Regions from separate parts of the Homo sapiens genome. Here region 1 is linked to region 2. A link is a contact called in ENCODE Hi-C or POLR2A ChIA-PET data. All regions are on one chromosome and are shown on one strand. The core of a region is the stretch at or near the end of the contact, and the rest is flanking DNA. Distances in the headings are between cores, read along the strand shown. Region 1 overlaps BFAR (bifunctional apoptosis regulator). Region 2 overlaps PARN (poly(A)-specific ribonuclease).

What was found. Hi-C counts contacts between places; a loop is a spot of excess contacts on that map. ChIA-PET counts read pairs that join two places held with the same protein, here RNA polymerase II (POLR2A). Pooled maps may share reads with other maps.
Region 1: a loop to region 2 is called in a pooled map, with 3 times the contacts of the local background. The contact joins two enhancer-like sites. A Hi-C loop is called at or near these places in 1 of 168 maps with a recorded cell type or tissue (lower leg skin), 1 of 37 single-sample maps with no recorded cell type and 2 of 50 pooled maps. POLR2A ChIA-PET finds 5 or more read pairs at or near these places in 8 of 52 experiments (GM12878, H1, OCI-LY7 and 5 more).

The regions. Positions count from the first base shown.
Region 1 is chr16:14,656,919-14,659,618 of GRCh38, reverse strand. The region is part of intron 5 of BFAR (bifunctional apoptosis regulator); the gene reads right to left. Among named protein-coding and RNA genes, the nearest start is that of BFAR, 25 kb to the right of the region's middle. Within about 2 kb of position 1,383, at least 4 of the 41 ENCODE cell types and tissues checked have a DNase peak (open chromatin) inside an H3K27ac peak, as active enhancers do; they include OCI-LY7, where a contact is called at or near this core.
Region 2 is chr16:14,606,847-14,609,546 of GRCh38, reverse strand. PARN (poly(A)-specific ribonuclease) reads left to right here. Exons shown (of 24, transcript NM_002582.4): 8 at 424-489; 9 at 1,228-1,266. Among named protein-coding and RNA genes, the nearest start is that of PARN, 22 kb to the left of the region's middle. Within about 2 kb of position 1,371, at least 3 of the 41 ENCODE cell types and tissues checked have a DNase peak (open chromatin) inside an H3K27ac peak, as active enhancers do; they include OCI-LY7, where a contact is called at or near this core.

The sequences.
Region 1 (2,700 bases), core at 134-2,633, 50 kb before region 2:
AGATTGCGCCACTGCACTCCAGCCTGGGCGACAGAGTGAGACTCCATCTCAAAAAAAAAAGAAGTATACTATAGAGGCCGGACATGGTGGCTCACGCCTGTAATCCCAGCACTTTGGGAGGCTGATGCAGGCAGATTGCCTGAGGTCAGGAGTTCGAGACCAGCCTGACCAACATGGTGAAACCCTGTCTCGACTAAAAATACAAAAAAAATTAGCCGGTGTGGTGGTGGGCACCTGTAGTCCCAGCTACTTGGGAGGCTGAGGCAGGAGAATCGCTTGAACCTGGGAGGTGGAGGTTGCAGTGAGCCAAGATCATGCCACTGCACTCCATCCTGGAGGCAGAGCGAGACTCTGTTTCAAAAAAAAACAAAAAACAAAAAAAAACAAAAAAAACCAAATTGCATACTACAGGCTGGGCATGGTGGCTCACGCCTATAATCCCAGCACTTTGGGAGGCTGAGGCGGGTGGATCACCTGAGGTCAGCAGTTTGAGATCAGCCTGGCCAACACGGTGAAACCCCGTCCCTACTAAAAATACAAAAAATTAGCTTGGCATGGAGGCGCACACCTGTAGTCCCAGCTACTCAGGAGGCTGAGGCAGGGGAATCGCTCGAACCTGGGAGGTGGAGTTTGCAGTGAGCTGAGATCGCGCCATTGCACTCCAGCCTGGATGACAAGAGCAAAACTCCATCTCAGAAAAAAAAAAAAAATCATAATTACTATTAATTGGTGGAGGGGTGTACAATGGTGATATTGTAATTTTGTCTTTTGAAAAGTCCTTACTTTTCAAGCAGGACATGGTAGTGATACAGGAGTGAAGAAGAAGTTACTTAGGCAGATAGTGAGGGTAAGGGAGCCCTCATTAAGGTTTTCCTTTTTTTTTTTTCAGATGGAGTCTCGGTCTGCCACCCAGGCTGGAGTGCAGTGGCACAATCTTGGCTCACTGCAAGCTCCGTCTCCCGGGTTCACGCCACTCTCCTGCCTCAGCCTCCCCAGTAGCTGGGACTACAGGCGCCCACCACCACGCCCAGCTAATTTTTTTTTGTATTTTAGTAGAGATGGGGTTTCACTGTGTTAGCCAGGATGGAGGTTTTCCTTTTAATGAAAAGCAGCCTCAAATCATTTTCCTTTCTAACAAACAGCAGCCTGTAAAATGGAACTGCAGACACAGATGCTGGCAGTTATGTCAATCATGTTCAAGACAGAAGCTCCATCTTCCCTTCTCTTTGTCAGCCACATGTACAGTACAGTAAGGAGCAGACAAGATAGCACCAGCCAAGGGGACAGAAAGTTCCTTTGCATAATAAGATTAGGGTGGGGTGACCACCCTTCCTGTGCACTGTGGAAACATCATACCTGATCGAACCAATCTGTGAGCCCTATGTAAATCAGACACCGCCTCCTCAAAACTGACTAAAAAATCCAGCACATCTGCTGCCTGCCAGTCTTTTCCTCTTGGAAGTCCCCTCTCTCTTGCTAGAGACAGAGCTGTTTTCCTTTCTCTTACTTTTGCCTATTAAACCTCTGCTCAACTCTTGTGTGTCTGTGTCCTAAATTTTCCTGGTGCAAGATGACAAACCCCAGTTCCCCAGGCAATGTAGCTGCTTCAGTAGCCTGTGCCTGTAGCCCCAGCTACTTGGGAGGTTGAGGTGGGAGGATTACTTGACCAGGAATTTGAGACCAGCCTGGGCAACATGGTGAGACTCCATTTCAAAAAAAAATTTTTTTTTAAGAGATTAATGCTGAAATATTTACCTATGAAAAATATGGCAGCTTGGCTGGGCGCAGTGGCTCACGCCTGTAATCCCAGCACTTTGGGGAGGCTGAGGCGGGCAGATCACCTGAGGTCAGGAGTTCAAGACTAGCCTGGCCAATATGGCAAAACTCCGCCTCTACTAAAAATACAAAATTAGCTGGGCATGGTGGCACCTGCATGTATTCCTAGCTACTCTGGAGGGTGAGATATGAGAATTGCTTGAACCTGGAAGGCAGAGGTTGTAGTGAGCTAAGGTCGCACCACTGCACTCCAGTCTGGGAAACAGTGAGACTCTGTCTCAAAAAAACAAAAACAGGTCAGGCGCGGTGGCTCACACCTGTAATCCCAGCACTTTGGGAGGCCGAGGCAGGCGGATCACAAGGTCAGGAGATCCAGACTACCCTGGTTAACATGGTGAAAGCTCGTCTCTACCAAAAAATAAAAAAATTAGCCGGGCACGGTGGTGGGCGCCTGTAGTCCCAGCTACTTGGGAGGCTGAGGCAGGAGAATGGCGTGAACCCAGTAGGCAGAGCTTGCAGTGAGCTGAGATCGCGCCACTGCACTCCAGCCTGGGCGACAGAGCGAGACACCCTCTCAAAAAACAAAACAAAACAAAACAAAAACAAAAACCAAATAACACAAAAAATAACAAACATTCTATTTCAGGAGCTCCACGCACATTCTTTACAATATTTGAAACTAGTTATTAAAGTAATACACGCACATATTACAGAAGCATTTTTTATTTCTTTCTTCATTTGAGACAGTGTCTCACTCTGTCACCCAGGCTGGAGTGCAGTGGCACCATCTCAGCTCACTGCAACCTCCACCTCCTTAGTTCAAGCAATTCTCCTGCCGTAGCCTCCTGAGTAGCTGGGATTATAGGCATGCACCACCACACCTGGCTAATTTTTGTGTTTTTAGTAGAGATGGGGTTTCACCAT
Region 2 (2,700 bases), core at 122-2,621:
AAGGCTGGAGTGCAGTGATGCGATCACAGCTCACTGCAGCCTCAACTTCCTGGGCTCAGGTGATCCTCCCACCTCCGCTTCTGGAGTAGCTGGGACCACAGTTACACTGCACCACTCCCAGCTAATTTTTAAGATTTATTTTTTGTAGTGAGGGGCTCTCAGTATATTGCCCAGGCTGGTCGCGAACTCCTGGGCTCAAGTGATCCACCCAACGTCGACCTCCCAAAGTGCTGGGATTCTATGCCTAGGTCAAAATAAAGCATTTTTAAAAAAGTCTTTGAACTAAAATTTCTAGGGTAATTTGGTAGAATTACATTGTCACATGTTCTTATAGTTAGACTGTTTTTGGTTGTGATTATTTTCTTGGTTGATGACTTCATTCCTTAAAGGTACTGATGGTTATGGTCTATTCTTATTCCTCAGAGAGAAAATAGAGGATTTATTACAAAGTGAAGAAAACAAGAACTTGGATTTAGAGCCATGTACCGGGTTAGTTGTCCTGAACATTTCTGCATGTCCTTTTTTTGGAAAGGTAGATGGTTTGTGGCATTTGATGCATCTAGTCTTTTAAAAACAGCTTTATAAAGGGTCTTTTTATTATTGCTATGTTCTCAAGAATTAAACACTAACTTTAGCGTTACACAGTGGGGATGACTGTGTATACTGAGACACTGAATGAATGCTTTGTCCTGTACTTGGAGCGGAGAAAACTGTTGTGCAACCTTGACTTTCAGTTATGCCCAAGAGTGGCATAATTAATTTGGCCTTGAGGCGCGCTTAATACGTGAAGGCTTCAGAAGAAAGAATTCACTTTCAGGCTACTTCCACCCTTTTAATTTCTCTCTGTATTCAGAGAACATTAGCATTTCAAAGAGTCAGTAACGTGATTGTCTTTTTTTCCTTTTACTTTGTGAGGAGTTTCACAAAAGTATTTCAATGCATCTGTCTACTTTAAGCTCTCTTTATGCAGCTGCAGGAAGCAATATTTTGATTAGACGAGAACTTCTACCTCTTCAGTAAAAGCAGCATAATATTAAAGAAAATTTTAGAAGACAAGTGATGAGGAAATCCCCCCACCTCAAAAAACCTGCGTATTTTTGTTTGCAAATTACCTATCAGTTCTAATGAAGTCTCTTTTTAAAGCGAAATCCTTCTCAACAAATGCTTGATCAGTTTGGATTTACTTCTAATGAGCCAAAATCAATACCTTTTCTTTTGTTTTTATAGGTTCCAAAGAAAACTAATTTATCAGACTTTGAGCTGGAAGTAAGTATTTATATTGTATGCAGCAGCTCTGTGGGGGACCCAGGATTTAAAGACTAAATATAATCTCTTAGTTCTCATTTCCTTTTTGAAATTCTGCGGTTCTCAGTGATTTGACTACATGAAGTTCCCCCTACTTTCTTAAGTTGAATACTCACTTAATTTTCTTTTGTTATTGTTTTTTAACAGATGCTTTAAGGCTTCTTAAAATAATTATCACTTTGGTGCATCTGTTAAGCTATGGATTGGTAGTGTTTTTGTCCTTTGGGGTATACAATAAATATTTGGTTTTCAGACCTAGGAAATACTCAGATGAATGCTTTTGGTAAAGCAAGAGTTCTTAACTTAGGGTGAGACTATGGATGGGTTTCAGGAGGTCTGTGAATCCCCTGAAATAACATCCAGACTTTTGTGTGTGTATTTTTCCAAGGATGTTTCCCTTGGTTTCCTTGTGTTTGCAGGTGGGTCTTCAACTCAGAAATTGAACATTGACATAGACAGGTGGACATTTCCATTTGACTTTGGGGACCTTGTTCTTCTGTTGGAATCTACCAGTGACATGTATACTGGGAATATACTTTGAACACAACAGGAAAGGGCTGTTTAGTTTGCCCACACTCCTTTCCTGTCATGTCGTCCTTGCAGCCTACTCCACCTGCATTCCAGATCCCTCTCCTCCTTGGCTGATGCAAGCTGTTAATACCATGCAAAACTACAGCAGAGCTGGCCATCTAAAACCTCCTCTTTATATGCCCTGTGCAATCTAAAAAGACTCAGGCCGGGCGCGGTGGCTCACTCCTGTAATCCTGGTACTTTGGGAGGCCGAGGTGGGCAGATCACCTGAGGTCAGGAGTTCAAGACCAGCCTGGCCAACATGGTGAAACCCCGTCTCTACTACAAATACAAAATTTAGCCGGACATGGTGGCACATGCCTGTAATCCCAGCTACTTGGGAGGCAAAGGCAGGAGCATCTCTTGAACCCTGGAGGCAGAGGTGCAGTGAGCCAAGATTGCGGCTTGGCACTCCAGCCTGAGTGGCAGAGTGAGACTCCATCTCAAAAAAATAAATAAATAAATAAAATAAAAAGACTTTCACAATTTCAGTTAGGAAACATTTTTATATTTGGAAGCAAGATTTGACTCTGTGGTAATGAGTTGACTGTATTTTGAGATGTAGGACATTTTAGAAAGTGCCTAAGTCCTGGTCAGGCGCAGTGGCTCACACCTGTAATCCCAATACTTTGGGAGGCCCAGGCGGGAGGATCACGAGGTCAGGACATCGAGACCATCCTGGCTAACACGGTGAAACCCCGTTTCTACTAAAAATACAAAAAATTAGCTGGGTGTGGTGGCAGGTGCCTATAGTCCCAGCTACTTGGGAAGCTGAGGCAGGAGAATGGCGTGAACCAGGGAGGTGGAGCTTGCAGTGAGCCGAGA